Linked DNA regions of Homo sapiens: region 1 is linked to region 2. The links are chromatin loops, found by intact Hi-C in ENCODE. Cell type or tissue: gastrocnemius medialis. All regions are shown on one strand. Each heading gives the region's core, and the rest is flanking DNA. Links, peaks and the distances in the headings are about the cores only.

What was found. A loop is a pair of places that touch in the nucleus more often than their neighbours do. Peaks named below come from ENCODE experiments on the same cell type or tissue, not always from the same donor. Only the 100,000 strongest peaks of a DNase experiment are listed, where the experiment ranks them.
Region 1: a loop joins it to region 2, with 8 times the contacts of the local background. A loop is called at or near these places in 2 of 110 quality-filtered maps.

Annotation. Positions count from the first base shown.
Region 1 is chr12:49,007,379-49,015,712 of GRCh38, reverse strand. It overlaps PRKAG1 (protein kinase AMP-activated non-catalytic subunit gamma 1), which reads left to right. Exons shown (of 12, transcript NM_002733.5): 2 at 2,603-2,651. The region is part of intron 1 of DDN-AS1 (DDN and PRKAG1 antisense RNA 1); the gene reads right to left. Among named protein-coding and RNA genes, the nearest start is that of PRKAG1, 7.2 kb to the left of the region's middle. RefSeq lists a silencer at 813-1,107. In gastrocnemius medialis, for the core only: no CTCF peak of the experiment used is centred there; a DNase peak (open chromatin) is centred at 3,586; H3K27ac peaks cover 8,000 bases.
Region 2 is chr12:48,667,896-48,676,168 of GRCh38, reverse strand. KANSL2 (KAT8 regulatory NSL complex subunit 2) reads left to right here. Exons shown (of 10, transcript NM_017822.4): 5 at 4,207-4,370; 6 at 6,897-7,063. Among named protein-coding and RNA genes, the nearest start is that of SNORA2B, 4.4 kb to the right of the region's middle. In gastrocnemius medialis, for the core only: no CTCF peak of the experiment used is centred there; a DNase peak (open chromatin) is centred at 4,734; H3K4me3 peaks cover 856 bases; H3K27ac peaks cover 8,000 bases.

The sequences.
Region 1 (8,334 bases), core at 24-8,023, 340 kb before region 2:
TAGTCCCAGCTACTTGGGAGGCTGAGGCAGGAGAATCGCTTGAACCCCGGAGGCGGAGATTACAGTGAGCCAAGATCGCATCACTGCACTCCAGCCTGGGAGACACAGCGAGACTCTGCCCACCCGCCCAAAAAAAAAGTCACATATGCAGTTGTGTTTGACTCTCTTATGTTGGTATCTGTATCTCTAGTTAGCTCTATGTTTCTTTCCTCCCTCTGTAACTTAGTCTTGGGCATATCTGTTCATATCAGTGTGCATCATTCTTTGAGAATTAAAAAACAAAACAACTGTGAATTATATGCAAAACCCTGTGCTTGGTGGTATGGGAGATACAAAGTATAAGATAGTTCTAGGTTTCCAGGAATTTATAATCTGTTTGGATAGATAATGAACAAAATAACTGTAGCACAGTACAGTATATATCATATGATGGGTAAATTCTACAGAAGTAGCTGTTTTTGTGCCTTTGTGTAGATCTTTGTGAGACTCTGATATATCATGTGTCTATCTTTATCACAGCCCTCTCTCCCACTTATAAGTGATGAGGCTGTTGTTCTGATAGTCTTGCCAAAATGGCAGGCCAAGCTGACAGTCTTATGCAGTCCAGTGGGAAGAGGGAGATTATCCCCCTTACTCCCTGCACTCTCCCCTAGCCCATTAAGGGAGAAAAGTTTAGGGCTGTCTTAAACTTCCCTGGTTTAGGAAGTTTGTCAGCCAACCTCCCAGGTTGAAGTTTTTAATGTCATGTTACTACAGAAGCTATGGGGATGAAGTATGGTTTTATTTTGGAGATATCACCCAGAGAAAATGGAGCCAAGACTGTTGATGCTAGCAGATGAAAATTGTTGTGATCCCTTCTGGGTTCCTAAATAACAATGGCATTTCCAAATGTTCCCACTTGAGGGAGCACAGAAATGGTTCTAAGTTTTGTCTAGTCAAAGCACTCTCTAATCTCAGACTATCTTGGGAAGGGAAACTTGGAAAACCAGCATCCCCTGGCTATAGCAGCCTTTGACTCACAAGGGTGCTGAGTGGACTCAAGTTCCCAGTTTCAGTACATTCGTGTTCCTTATCCACCTCTCAGTCATTCAGGTTTTGACTGGCTGACAGTCAGCTACTGGGATCCTCCCCAGTTGTGGCTCTCTCTCTGCCATGGAGCTAGACAATGGTGGAACCAGTGTCTGTGGTTCTAGTGCCTACAACTATGCCTAGTGAGTGTCTGTGTTTGGGGAAGACAATGCTGTCTCTCTGGCTTCCATGTTTTAATAAAGTAGATCTGTGAGAATCTTGTAGGGGTTAGCCCTAAGCTCAGATCTTTAGTCTTAGCTTTTAGGACCTAGTGTTTCATTAGGCAGTATAGTGTACAAGAACATGAGCTTTGCAGATAATGCTCGTTCAGCTCAGAAGTGGATAGAAGCATTTCTGGAAGGCACAATATTGTAGCAGTATTGGTTTCTTCTCTTCTGTGATTCCAGAGAGGTAGAATTTCATCAGAATGGAGTAAATACATTCAAAAATTTTATAAAAATGGCCGGGCGTGGTGGCTCATGCCTGTAATCCCAGCACTTTGTGAGGCTGAGGCGGGCAGATCAGTTGAGGTCAGGAGTTTGAGACCAGCCTGGCCAACATGGTAAAACCCCATCTCTGTTATAAATATGAAAATTAGGTGGGTGTGGTGGTGCACGCCTGTAATTCCAGCTCTCAGGAGGCTGAGGCACGGGAATTGCTTGAACCCAGGAGGAGGCAGTTGCAGTGAGCCAAGATCACGCCACTGCACTCCAGCCTGGGCAACAGAGCAAGACTCTGCCTCAAAACAAAACAAACAAAAAAATTTACAAAAATGAACACTGCCAAGATAAACCCAACCAAACTCTTCATCAGTTATAAGAAATTATTTTGTTAGGTATACGTAGTTTTTTAAAAATTTGTTTTTTCAAGTATGTTATTTATTAAAATTTTGATGTAAACAAAAGCAAACCACAAGCTCTGGAACCAGAAGATAGGTGTTTGAATGCCTACTCCACCCCTTATCAGCCATGTGACCTTGGGCAAGTTGCTTAATGTCTCTTGACCCTCAGAGACAATCTGTGAAAATAAGGCTAATAATAGTATTTACCTCAGGGTTGTTATGAAGATTAAATGAGATCATATTTCTGAAGAGCCTTATAAGGCTGGGTGCAGTAACTCGTGCCTGTAATCGTAGTGCTTTGAGAGGCCAAGGAGGGCAATCACTTGAGCCCAGGAGTTCAAGACCAGCCTGGGCAACATGGCAAAACTCCATCTCTACTAAAAATACAAAAATTAGCTGGGTATAGTGGCTTGCACCTGTAGTCCCAGCTACTCAGGAGGCTGAGGTGAGAGAGGATCACCTGACCCCGAGGAGGTCAAGGCTGAAGTGAGCTGTGATCACACCACTGCACTGCAGCCTGGGTGACAGAGCGAGACCTTGTCTCAAAAACAAAAAAAAAAGGGTTTGGCGGGGGCAGTGGCTTTATAGTGCTTTAAAGAAAGTCATTATTTGTTCACCAGCCCTTCCCCTAATGTTGCTAGGCTAAAATGGATGGAACCAGGTTAAGCTGAATCTGTTTTCTTATCTCTCCAGGTCATTTCTTCAGATAGCTCCCCAGCTGTGGAAAATGAGCATCCTCAAGGTAAGTTTACTGAAGAAAGGAAACTGGGCATGAAAACAATAGCCTGACCCTAACAATGTCTTCAACAATGCTTTTGAATCTCTCCCCTGGAAAAATCAAAGCAGGGCCAGATAATGTGCCAAACCACAAAAATCAGTGACAGTAGTTTGGCAAGATCACCCAGGAATAAATCTTGGGCAGAGTGGGGATGATTAATATCTTCAATTATCAAACCACTTGAGAGAAACATCTGAGGTACAGGCAAAACTTCCATAGGCAACTCTGGGCTGGCTACCATGTTTTAGAAGTCCTGGGTATTTTCTGCATAGTCCAGAAACAGTGCTACCAGGATTTTATCACCCAGCAAGCTCACTAAAGCCACTGAATGTACACCAAAAATTATGCAAAGGGCTTGGTGCAGTGGCTTACACCTGTAATCCCAGCACTTTGGGAGGCCGAGGCAGGTGGATCACTTGAGCTCAGGAGTTTGAGACCAGCCTGACCAACCTGGTGAAACCCTGTCTCTACTAAAAATACAAAATCAGCCAGGTGTGGTGGCGCATGCCTGTAATCCCAGCTACTTGGGAGGCTGAAGCACAATTGCCTGAACCAGGGAGGCAGAAATTGCAGTGAGCCAAGATCGTGCCATTGCACTCCAGCCTGGGCAACAAGAGTGAAACTTCGTCTCAGAAAAAAAAAAAAAAGAAAGAAAAAAATTAGGAAAAGGCTCTTAGAACTAATCTAGTAATAGAAGCACTAAACCTCTAAAATCCAGAGCACAGGGAAGACAGTTCCAATGCTGGCCAGTGCCTATTTTATGTTTCTGAGTACATTTGCATTAGCACCAAGGCAGAAACTAGAAACTCAAATTGCCTACATGGACCAAGCAGTGAAGTGAACTACATATGAAAAGAAGGCGACAGCTGGGCCGGGCATGGTGATTCATGACTGTATTCCCAGCACTTTGGGAGGCCAAGGTGGGTGGATCACCTAAGGTCAGAAGTTGAAGACCAGCCTGGCCAACATCGTGAAATCTTGTCTCTACTAAAAATAAAAAATTAGCTGGGCGTGGAGCTGCATGCCTGTAATCCCAGCTACTCGGGAGGCTGAGGCAGGAGAATTTTTAGAACCTGGGAGGCAGAGGTTGCAGTGAGCCGAGACTGTGCCACTACACCCCAGCCTGGGCGACAGCACAAGACTCTGTCTCAAAAAACTAAAGGCAGCTGGGTGTGGTGGCTCACGCCTGTAATCCCACCACATTGGGAGGCCAAGGCAGGTGGATCACCTGAGGTCACAAGTTACAGACCAGTCTGATCAACATGGTGGAACCCCATCTCTACTAAGTAGAAAAAATTAGCTGGGCTTGATGGTGGGCGCCTATAATCCCAGCTGCTTGGGAGGCTGAGGCAGGAGAATCACAGAATCGCTTGAACCTGGGAGGCAGATTTTGTTGCAGTGAGCCGAGATCATGCCATTGTACTCCAGCCTGGGCAACAAAAGTGAAACTCCGTCTCAAAAAAAAAAAAAGGCGACAACTATCTAGGTCTGGTCAACTAAGACCTATTTTTGCCAGATCTTCAAGTCTGGGCACAGTGTAACACCAGCACTTTGAGAGGCCAAGGCAGGAGGATCACTTGAGCTCAGGAGTTCGAAACCAGCCTGGATAACTTAGTGAGACCCTGTCTCTACAAAAAATTAAAAATTTTTTGCACTCCAGCCTGGGCAGAGAGTGAGATCCTGTCTCAATTATAAACAAACAAACACTGAGAAAGCCAAATCCAATATGTTTATGGGCCTGTGGCCTGAATGATAGTATTTAACTATCAATGTAGTGTATGTATCTTCAACTGGTGTCCAAAGACATGTTCTTGGGAGTCTGAATTCTCAAGTTTGAATAACAATGGTAGGCTTCCAGTTAAAGACGGTAGATTGGTAGATTGGGCTGCGCGTAGTGGCTCATGCTTGTAATCCCAGCACTTTGGGAGGCTGAGGCGGGTGGATCACTTGAGAACAAGAGTTTGAGACCAGCCTGGCCAACATGGTGAAACCCCGTCTCTACTAAAAATATAAAAATTAGCCAGGCATGGTGACATGTGCCGTAATCCCAGCTACTTGGGAGGCTGAGGCATGAGAATCGCTTGAACTCAGGAGGAGGAGGTTGCAGTGAGTGGAGATCGCACCACTGCACTCCAGCTTGGGTGACAGAGCAAGACTCTGTCTCAAAAAAAAAAAAAGGTGGTACATTGAATATATATTCCCAAAAACTCCCCTAAAACCACCATAAAGGAATTTTTTTAAAGAAAAAGACACAAACACACCATAGGGAAAACAGGAGAGGAGATAATAGCAATGAATTTTTGGAAGCTGAAAAGCAGACAAAAGAGTGATGAATGACTTAGACCTGAGAAAACTGAATTATAACTAGCAGTGAGGAAAGCCAAGAAGCATTGAAGGTCTAAGAAACAGTCAGATCCCAAGACACCCTACCCCATTGAGTACAGTGGGCAACTCTGCCTCCCAACTGTGGCAGAGACTGGAAATCTGGCAAGGGACTCGGGCACAGCTTAGGGCTGAAGTACTGCACTGAAAACAGGAGCATGTAGTGAACTATACTCGATGCTGAGCCTCCAGCCCTTTCCCCCTTTTCAGTTTCCAGAGCGCTGGCAGAAGAGCCTTCACCCTCCAAGCATGAAATTGAATAATCCTTCTCTCCAGAATCCTCTTGAAGGGAAGTCCTAAAATATATAAGTATTGAATGTTCCCTATCCAAATGACTCACTGTCAGCAAGGCTCACTTACACACTTAGAGCTTCCACTCAGCTTTAAAGCCTCCACTCTTAAGTTATGGTTTAAGTTCTCCTTTAAACTAGGGATTACCAAACATCTAAAGAAAGGATCTGTGAAAAAAAGTGATCCAAACTGCCCCCCACCCCACTCTGGAATGTACCTTTGTTTTACTCTGAAGGCTGTATCTCCCTGGTAAAAAATAAATAAAAATGAAAAAGCAAACTGCCTCTCCCAACCTCATGTACACACAGAAGAAACAAACAGGAAAAAAGCAACTGGAAGGAAAAGATGAGAAGAAAACTTTAATAACATTAATATAATCTTAGATAAAGGAACATATTTCTCAATACCTGTGAAAGTAGTATATCTTTAAAGAAAACAACAGCCGGGCACGGTGGCTCACGCCTGTAATCCCAGCACTTTGGGAGGCCGAGGCAGGCAGATCACCTGAGGTCAGGAGTTTGAGACCAGCCTGCCCAATATGATGAAACCCTGTCTGTACTAAAAATACAAAAATTAGCTGGGCATGGTGGCATGTACCTGTAATCCCAGATACTCGGGAGGCTGAGACAGGAGAATCGCTTGAACCCAGGAGGTGGAGGTTGCTGTGAGCCGAGATTGCACCATTGCACTCCAGCCTGGGCAACAAGAGTGAAACTCTGTCTCAAAAAAACAAAAACAACAACAACAAAAAACCTTATTTCCACCATGAAACAAGTATAGGATACAATTTTTTAAAGAAGGAATTTTCAGAAAACAAAAAGGAACTCTTGGAAATTAAAAATATAGTAGCAAAAATTTAAACCCAGCTGGAGGTTTCAAAAATCAACATGAGGAAATTTCCCAGAAAGGAGAGTTAAAAATCAACAAAGTAGAAAATAGGAGAGAAGGTGCAGTGGCTCATACCTGTAATCCCAGCACTTTGGGAGACTGAGGCGGGAGGCCAGGAGTTCAAGACCAGCTCAGCAACACAGCAAGACCCTGTCTCTACAAAAAAATAAAAATTAGCCAGGCATAGTGGCATACACTTGTAGTCCCAGCTACTCAGGAGGCTGAGATAGGAGAATTGCTTGAGCCCAGAAGGTCAAGGCTGCAGGTGAGCCATGATCTCGCCATTGTACTCCAGCCTGGGTAACAGAATGAAAGCCTGTCTCTTTAAAAAAAAAAAAAAAAAAGGAGAGGAAAGATTCCAACAACCCACAAAACAAACAAACATTTAAAGGATCAGTCTAGGAGGTCCAGTATCTAAATAGGAGTCATAGAAAAAGAAAAATGGCAACACAGAGGGAAGGAAATAATTGAGGAACTAATTCAAGAACATTTATTGGAACTTGAGGACATTAGTTTTCATATTGAAAGGACCCATCGAATATTCAGCACAATGGATGAAAGTGACCCACCCAAAGCACAGTCATCCTGAGATTTCAGAACACTGGAAACAGAGATCCTATGAGTTTTCAGAGAGAGGAAAAAAAAGTCACATACAAAAAGTCAGAATTGCCTTGGACTCTCAACAACACCAGCAGCTAGCAGGCAATGGAGCAATGCCTTCAACATTCTGCAGGAAAACACATTCCAAGCTTTCCTGCAGATTCTCTATTCAGCCGAATTATAAATCCAAGGATGAGGGTAGAATAAAGATATCTACAGGCTGCAAGGTCTCAAAAACACATACCTCCCATGCACCCTTTCTCAGGAAGCTACTGGAAGATGTGTTCCACCAAAATAAGGGAGTAATCAAAAAAGATAAAAACGCGATATAGGAGCACCAGTAGAGGACAGACGTGAAAGGGGTACCCAGGATGGTGATGAAGAAAGATCCCAGGATGACAGCAGTGCACACCAGACAAACCAGCCCAGATTTGAGCAGGTCAGAAGGCTCCAGGGAGATTTCTTTGGGTAGTTTAAATTTTGATAGACTGTCTAATGCTTTTGAACCTCTTAAAAGGAGATTTAAATAGTTGGTGAAGCATTTGGGGGTTGGATTAGTTATAAGAATTATACATAGAAAATTAAACAAAAGGACAAGACATTAACTCCAGGTAAAACAAAGTTGTGAAGGAAGAAAAAAAAATCAGAGTTTACTATTTGGCTTATCTCTGAATAATAAATATTCAGTCAAAATGATTTAAATACTGGCCGGGTGCAGTGGCTCATTCCTGTAATCTCAGCACTTTGGGAGGCCAAAGCGGGCAGATCACATGAGGTCAGGAGTTCGAGATCAGCCTGGCCAATGTGGTGAAACCCTGTCTCTACTAAAATACAAAATTTAGCCGGGCATGGTGGCGGGCACCTGTAACCCCAGCTACTTGCGAGGCTGAGGCAGGAGAATCGCTTGAACCTGGAAGGCTGAGGTTGTAGTAACCTGAGATCGTGCCACTGCACTTCAGCCTGGGTGACAGAGCAAGACTCCCTCTCAAAAAAAAAAAAAAAAAAGATTGAAATACGGATATAACCAACATTATGGTTTAGCTCCTGGAATAATGAGGAGAATGGGAAGTACGTGTTTGTGGTGGAGTCCTAGTAGGAGAGAGAACTAGAAATTCTCATCTTCTTTGGTAGATAGATGATAAATAATGCCCCAAAATGAAAAAAAAAATGGAAACTAGCAATACAAGCATGTTATTTAAGGACATAGAATTAAGTACCAAAATAATCAACTAAGGTAGATAGATGTTCTCATCTCTGGGGAAGGGTAGTACAGGGAGGTGGGTTGCAAGGAGTGCAATTTTTTCTTAACAAAATTTGTAAAACTGTTGGACTGATTTAACTGTGTGTCTATATAACTTTGGTTAAAAAAATAAATATTAAAAACCAAATTGATTAAAGACTTAAGAGCATGAAGTTTGGAAACAGATCTGGGTTTGTTTGAGTCTTTCTTGCCACTTATTAATGGTGTGACCTTGAGCAGTTTATT
Region 2 (8,273 bases), core at 274-8,273:
ACTGCATTCCAGTCTGGGCAACAGAGGGAGACCCTATCTCATACACACAGAAAAAATAAATAAAAGCTTGTCTACAACATCTAATACTTAAGAAATTTTATCCTTAAGGTAATTGTTAAATTTTCATTTCCCTTTTTTAAATAATAATTGTATCATATGACCTCTATAAACATCTATAACTTGTTTGGCTGAAGGTTATTTCACATTATTGAATCTTCATCATTGTTTTCCAAATAAATTTGGAGAATGCCCTTTATAAGAGAGACTATTTAGTAGAATATAAGGTGAGACCCTCTTTTTTGAAGATGAATGCTAATAATAAAACCTTGACTTTAATTTGTGCATACCAGAGCAAGGGGAATTAGTACATAATTTTAATGTCCGGCTCTGAAAGTCTGGCGCATTCATCTTTAAGTAAATGAGCCATCTGTTACATGAACCAGCCGGCATTCATTTAGTAGGTTGCTTACTGCCCCCACCAAATGATTTCTAATAACTTCTAATAGTAATGGCTTCAGATAGGTACATTTCAGTTCCAGACCATTGGTTAAATTCTCTTCTGACAGGGTGCAGTGAAATTAATTTTTTAAAACAATTTTTATTTTTCTCATTTTCAGTATTCAAAAAGTGAATTTCATTTTAACAAACTCTATATTAGGTTAAGGCCTCAGTATTTTAGGTTACAGACAGGTTAATGTAGGCATAACCCATTTTTCTGAAGATGTAACTTAGTCACCTTGTGAAACCGTTATGTATTTATTTTTGAGACGGACTCTCACTCTGTTGCCAGGCTGGAGCGCAGTGGCACGATCTCAGCTCACTGCAACCTTTGCCTCCTGGGTTCAAGCAATTCTTCTGCCTCAGCCTCCCTAGTAGCTGGGACTACAGGCGCACGCCGCTGTGCCCGGCTAATTTCTTTCTTTTTTTTGTATTTTAGTAGAGATGGGGTTTCACCATGTTGCCCAGGCTGGTCTCAAACTCCAGAGCTCAGGCAGTATGCCCACCTCGGTCTCCCAAAGTGCTAGAATTACAGGCTTGAGCCACCGTGCCCAGCCAACTGTTACATATTTTTAAAGCCTTTTCACATTTTCTGATAGTCTGTTAGCTTTTGTCATTTCTGTAATTTGCTGGTTTTATTTTATTTTATTTATTTTTAAATTTATTTTTTATTAATTTTATTTTATTATATATTATTTTTATTTATTTATTTAATTTGTTTATTTTATTTAATTTTTTATTTTTGGAGACAGAGTCTCGTTCTGTCGCCCAGGCTGGAGCGCGGTGGTGCGATCTCGGCTCACTGTAATCTCTGCCTACCAGGTTCAAGTGATTCTCCTGCCTCAGCCTCCCGAGTAGCTGGGATTATAGGTGCTTGCCACCATACCTGGCTAATTTTTGTATTTTTAGTAGAGAGGCTGTTTTGCCATGTTGGCCAGGCTGGTCTCGAACTCCTGACCTCAAGTGATCCACCCACCTTGGCCTTGTGCACCACACCTGGCCCTTTGCTGGTTTTATTAACCATGTTTTGATTTTTCTTAATTTCTTTTCACTTTTACTTCAGAATATAGTTAAGTACCTCTTATACACAGGTAATATTGGCTTTTGTTTATATTTATGAAGAAATTTTGGCAGAAATTACTTGCTCTCAGTCCTAAAGTTAATTTTGTATATTCTGTGTATTTCAGTGCCTTAACAGCTAGTTTTTAAAAATAAAGCAGAGGCTGGCCACAGTGGCTCACGCCTGTAATCCTAGCACTTTGGGAGGCCGAGTCGGGTGGAATGCCTGAACTCAGGAGTTTGAGACCAGCCTGGGAAACATGGTGAAACCCCATCTCTACTAAAAATACAAAAAATAAAAAAATTAGCCAGGTGTGGTGGCACACGCCTGCAATCTCAACTACTGTGGAGGCTGAGGCACGAGAATTGCTTGAACCCGGGAGGCGGAGGTTGCAGTGAGCCAACATTGTGCCACTTCAGTGCAGCCTGGGAAACAGAGCAAGACTCTGTCTTAAAAACGAAAAAGTAATAAAGCATAATTTTTTGACTTAAAATTAGTATAATTTATGTGTTTTGCCTTTTCAATAAAATTTTTACTCAGTATGAAACTTAAGGTATATAGCTTGTTCTTTGTATTTATGTAATGATCAGACGGTGAGTGAAACAAAATTTTTAAAATTCAAAGTTATTCACTTATTTATTTATTTATTTATTTATTTTTGAGACATGGTCTTGCTCTGTCACCCAGGTTGGAGTGCAGTGGCGCCATCTCAGCTCACTGCAGCCTCCCACTCCCAGGCTGAAGTGATCCTTTCACCTCAGTCTCCTGAGTATCTGGGACTACAGGTATACACCACCGTGCCCAGCTAACTTTTGTATTTTTTGTATTGACAGGGTTTTATCATGTTACAGCCCAGGCTGGTCTTGAACTCCCAGGCTCAAGCAATCTGCCTGCCTCGGCCTCCCAAAGTGCTGGGATTACAGGCGTGAGCTATCACACCTGGCCTCATCTCTTAATTTTGATTGCATAAATCAGAGCCAGAGAACAGTCTACCATATATTAATCACTAGCAAAACTTTTAGAAGTTCTTTTTTTTTTTTTTTCTTTTTTTGAGATGGAGTCTTGCTCTGTCACCCAGGCTGGAATGCAGTGGCACGATCTCAGCTCACTGCAACCTCTGCCTCCCGGGTTCAAGCAATTCTCCTGCCCCAGCCTCCCGAGTAGCTGGGATTATAGGCGCCCACCACCATACCTGGTTGATTTTCGTATTTTCAGTAGAGACGGGGTTTCGCCATGTTGGCCAGGCTGGTCTTGAACACCTGACCTCAGGTGATTCGCCTGCCTTGGCCTCCCAAGGTGCTAGGATTACAGGTGTGAGCCACCGTGCCTGGCCAGATATTCTTTTAGTTTATAATTGGCAGCAAAGCTTAATCAAGTTGATATGGATCCGTGCCAGATCTTTGGCAATTAAGGGTTAACCTAGGGTACTGAATTTTGAGAATATTGTCAAGAAAATTAGCTGAGGACAGGGTATAGCCCATTTTGACTAGTTATTTGAGGGTCCATATGAGCTCCAATATAGGCCTATATTTTTTAAACAATTACAAATTTTGGCTGGGCACAGTGGCTCATGCCTGTAATCCCACCACTTTGGGAGGCCGAGGCTGGAAGATCGATCTGAGGTCAGGAGTTAAGACCAGCCTGACCAACATGGAGAAACCCCATCTCTACTGAAAATATAAAAATTAGCTGGGCGTGGTGGTAGGTGCCTGTAATGCCAGCTACTTGGGAGGCTGAGACAGGAGAATCACTTGAACCTGGGAAGCGGAGGTTGCAGTGAGCCAAGGTTGTGCCACTGCACTCCAGCCTGGGTGACAGAGCAAGACTGTCTCAAAAAAAAAAATTATTTGATGTTGGTATCTTTAGTGCTTTAATTAAAATATATTGCCAGGTGCAGTAGCTTATGCGTTTAATTCCAGCACTTTGTGAGGCTGAGGCGGGAGCATCGCTTAAACCCAGGGGTTCAAGCCTGGACAACATGGTGAAATCCCATCTCTACAAAAAATACAAAAATTAACCAAGTGGGGTGGTGCACACCTGTAGTCCCAGCTACTCGGCAGGCTGACGTGGGAGGATCGCTTGAGCCCAGGAAGCAAAGGTTATAGTGAGCTGTGATTGATTGCACCACTGCACTCCATCCTGGGTGACAAGAGTGAGACCTTATCTCAAAAAAAAAATATATATATATATATATATATATACGTATATATATATATACATGTATATATATATACGTATATATACATGTATATATGTATATGTGAAAGATACATGTTAATTGAACACTTTAAAGCTGTCTTGACTGGTAAGTGATGATTTCATATCAAAACATTAAGAATGTAGATTAATAAAAGTTTAAAGTGTTCCGCATGTTCACTTTCTTTTCAACATAATGCAAATAGCTGGGAAAAATAAGACATTTCTCCTTCCCCCATTTTGGGAAATCACAGATTAGTATTCTTTCTTGGAGATTTTCTCTTTTGTTTTATTTAATAACAACTTGAATGGTACAATGTTTTGCAAAAACATTAAGGTGATTATGTCACCACTTGTTAAATAACAAACTTAGTCTGACATCTCTACTCTTTCAAACTTGGGTTTTATTATTATTGTTTTCTTATGCTTTGCTGAATTCTGTTTTATTCCAGACATGCTGGTGTCTACACAGCAGAAGAAGTGGCCCTGATTATGCGTGAAAAGCTAATTCGTTTGCAGTCGTTGTATATTGATCAGTTTAAACGACTTCAGCATCTGCTCAAGGAGAAGAAGCGCCGATACTTACATAATCGCAAAGTGGAACATGAAGCTCTAGGCAAGTTTTATGCCAGTTCCAACAAGCTGTTGTGGGTTTAACATGTGAATTTGGTAGTACAGTCATGTGTCACTTAATGATGGGGATACATACTTTGTTAGGTGATTTTTGTCATTCAAACTTCATGGAGTGACTCACGCTAACGTAGGTGGTATAGCCTGCAACATACCTAGGCTGCAAACCTGTACAAGCATGTTACTGTACTGAATACTGTGGGCAGTTGTAACAGTGGTATTTGTGTACCTAAACACATCTAAACAGAGAAAAGGTACAGTTAAATTATGGCATAAAAGATTTTAAAAATGGGCACTTAGCATGAATGGAGCTTGTAGGACTGGAAGTTATTTTGGGCGAGTGAGTGAGTGGTGAGTCAATGGGAAGGCCTAGCACATTATTATTTACTACTTTAGACGTTATAAGTACTGTACACTTAAGCTGTACTAAATTTATAAAAAAAGTTTCTTCAATAATAAATTAACCCTTAGCTTACTGTAACTTTTTTACTTTCATTTTTTTTTTTTTTTAATTGAGACGGACATGGAGTCTCACTCTGTTGCCCAGGCTGGAGTGCAGTGGCATGATCTCAGCTCACTGCAACCTCTGCTTCCTAGGTTCAAGCAGTTCTCCCACCTCAGCCTCCCAAGTAGCTGGGATTACAGGCACATTCCACCATGCCCGGCTAATTTTTTTATTTTTAGTAGAGGGGGGGTTTTGCCATGTTGGCCAGGCTGCTCTCGGAACTCCTGACTTCAAGTGATCCCCCTACCTTGGCCTCCCAAAGTGCTGGGATTTCAGGCATGAGCCACTGCGCCTGGCCTATAAGCTTTTTTTTAAAGAGACAGAATCTTGCTGTGTCACTGAGGCCAGAGTGCAGTAGCGTAGTCCTCACTCACTGCAGCCTTCAACTCCTGGACTCAGGCTATCCTGCCTCAGCCTCCTGAGTAACTAGGACTACAGATGCACCACCACACTCAGCTAATTTTTAAATTTTTGTAGAGACAGGGTCTCGCTATGTTGCCCAGGTTAGTCTTGAACTCCTGGGCTCAAGTGATCCTCCGACCGTGGCTTCCCAAAGTGCTGGGATTGATTACAGGCATGAGCCACTGCACCTGGCCTTTATAAACTTAAAAAAATTTTTAAGAAAAACTTCTGGACTCTGTAATAACACTTAGCTTAAAACACAAACACTGTACAGCTGTACAAAAATTTTTTTTATATCCCTATAAGCTTTTCTAGTTTTAATTAAAAAAAAATCCTTTTAAACTTCTGTTAAAAACTAAGATGCAAACACGTACATTAGCCTAGGCCTACATGGGCCTAGTGTCACTGTCTTTCACCTCCACATCTTGTCCCAGTGGAAGGTCTTCGGGGACAATCTCATGCAGCGAACTGTCATCTCATGATAACAATGTCTTCTGCAATACTTTCTGAGAGAACTGCCTGAGGCTGTTTTACATTTAACTTTTTTTTTTTAATAAATAGAGTGGAGTACATTCTAAGGATAAATATAGTAAATATATAAACCAGTAACATAGTTGTTTATTATCGAGTATTAGGTACTGTGCATAATTGTAGGTGCTAGATTTTTTTTTTTTTTTTTGTGATATAGTCTCACTCTGTCGCCAGGCTGGAGTGCAGTGTGTGATCTTGGCTCACTGCAACCTCCACCTCCCGGGTTCAAGCGATTCTCCTGCCTCAGCCTCCTGAGTAACTGGGACTATAGGCGCATGCCACCACGCCCAGCTAATTTTTGTATTTTTAGTAGAGATGGGGTTTCACCATGTTGGCCAGGATGTTCTCAATCTCCTGATCTGGTGATCTGCCCGCCTTGGGCTCCCAAAAAGTGCTGGGATTACAGGTGTGAGCCACTGTGTCCAGCCTGTGCTAGACTTGTATATAACTGGCAGTGCAGTAGGTTTGGTCACCAGCATCACCACAAATGTGTGGGTTGAACTATGATGTCACTAGGCAATAAGAATTTTTCAGCTTTGGCCGGGTGCGGTGGCTCATGCCTGTAATCCCAGCACTTTGGGAGGCCAAGGCAGGCGGATCATGAGGTCAGGAGATCGAGACCACAATGAAACCCTGTCTCTACTAAAAATACAAAAAAAAAATTAGCCGGGCGTGGTGGCGGGCACCTGTAGTCCCAGCTACTCAGGAGGCTGAGGCAGGAGAATGGCGTGAACCTGGGGGGCGGAGCTTGCAGTGAGCCAAGATTGCGCCACTGCACTCCAGCCTGGACAACAGAGCGAGACTGTGCCTCAAAAAAAAAAAAAATTTTTTTTCCAGCTTTGTTATAATCTTATGGGACCACCATAGTATGTATGGTCAATGATTGATTAAAAAGTGGTTATATAGTGCATGACTATAATTAGATTTATTTCTGTCTTGGTACCTGGATTGGGGGTCATTTGCTTTTGAAACTGCCTATCTTATGCCCAAGGATTTTCCTGTTTACTTGTTGACTTGGAGACGTAACCTTGATGGATTGCTTGGCAAATAACATCTTGACTCTTGTAACTCTAGGCAGTAGTCTCCTGACTGGCCCAGAGGGACTTTTGGCCAAAGAACGAGAGAACTTAAAGCGATTAAAATGTCTGCGACGATACCGCCAGCGCTATGGAGTGGAAGCCTTACTGCATAGGCAGTTGAAGGAACGGAGAATGCTGGCCACAGATGGTGCTGCCCAACAGGTAATTTGTGTGTATACCTTTAAGGTATATACGTTCACTTTATTTATTGTTTTTATTTTTTCGAGACGGAGTCTCGCACTGTCACTCGGGCTGGAGTGCAGTGGTGCGATGTCGGCTCACTGAGATCTCTCAACCTCTGCCTCCCAGTTTCAAGCAATTCTCCTGCCTCAGCCTCCCGAGTAGCTGGGATTACAGGTGCCCACCACCATGCGCCCAGCTAATGTTTTTGTATTTTTTGGGGTTTCACTATGTTGGCCAGGCTGGTCTCCAATGCCTGACCTCGTGATCTACCCACCTCGGCCTCCCAAAGTGTTGGGATTGCAGACATGAGCCACCGTGCCTGTTCATGTTCACTTTATTTACAAAGTTAGAGTAATTGTCAAAACACTATGTCCAGTCTTTTTTTGAGACAGAGTTTCAATCTTGTTGCCCAGGCTGGAGTGCAATGGCGCCGTCTTGGCTCACCGCAGCATCCACCTCCTGGGTTCAAGTGATTCTCCTCCCTCAGCCTCCTGAGTAGCTAGGATTACAGGCATGTGCCACCATGTCTGGCTGATTTTGTATTTTTAGTAGAGACGGGGTTTCTCCATGTTGGTCAGGCTGGTCTTGAACTCCCTATGTCCAGTCTTGGATCTGAAATCTGACTTTTTGCACATGGGTTATAGTGAAAGCACTTAGCTTGAAGTCAGGAGACATGGATTCTAGTGTGAGTCCCCACTGACCAGCTCTGTGTCTGCACAGTTAGCTTAAATTTTCTGGGCCTCAGTATTCTCATCTGCATATTGAGTAGTTGGGAAAAGTTTCTAAGTCCTTGGTTCAGATATTCTTCAGTTCAGAAATAAGCACAGGTTAATCCTAAATTGCTTGGGAATCTTGTTTTAAAAGGTGGGAAGGTAGAATAGGAGCAATTGAATGTCAGGAAGTAAGGTTAATAGGAAGAAGAATTAAGTGATCATTCTTAAATTTGTTTTTCAGACCCTTGGTCTCTGTTTCAGTAAGAGTAATTTTGTTTCATTTGTTGAGATTCCACTTAAGGCTGCAATTTCAGAGTTCTGTTGGTAAAAGACAAAATTTGTGTTAAATAGGCTATATCACACTTTTAGAATATGGAGAGGTGTATTTGGGATTGAGGTTGACTCATTCTTTATGCACTAGGTTTTAAAGTTTTTTGTCTTTTGCATAATATTGGTGAATCTATTTTTGTTAAATG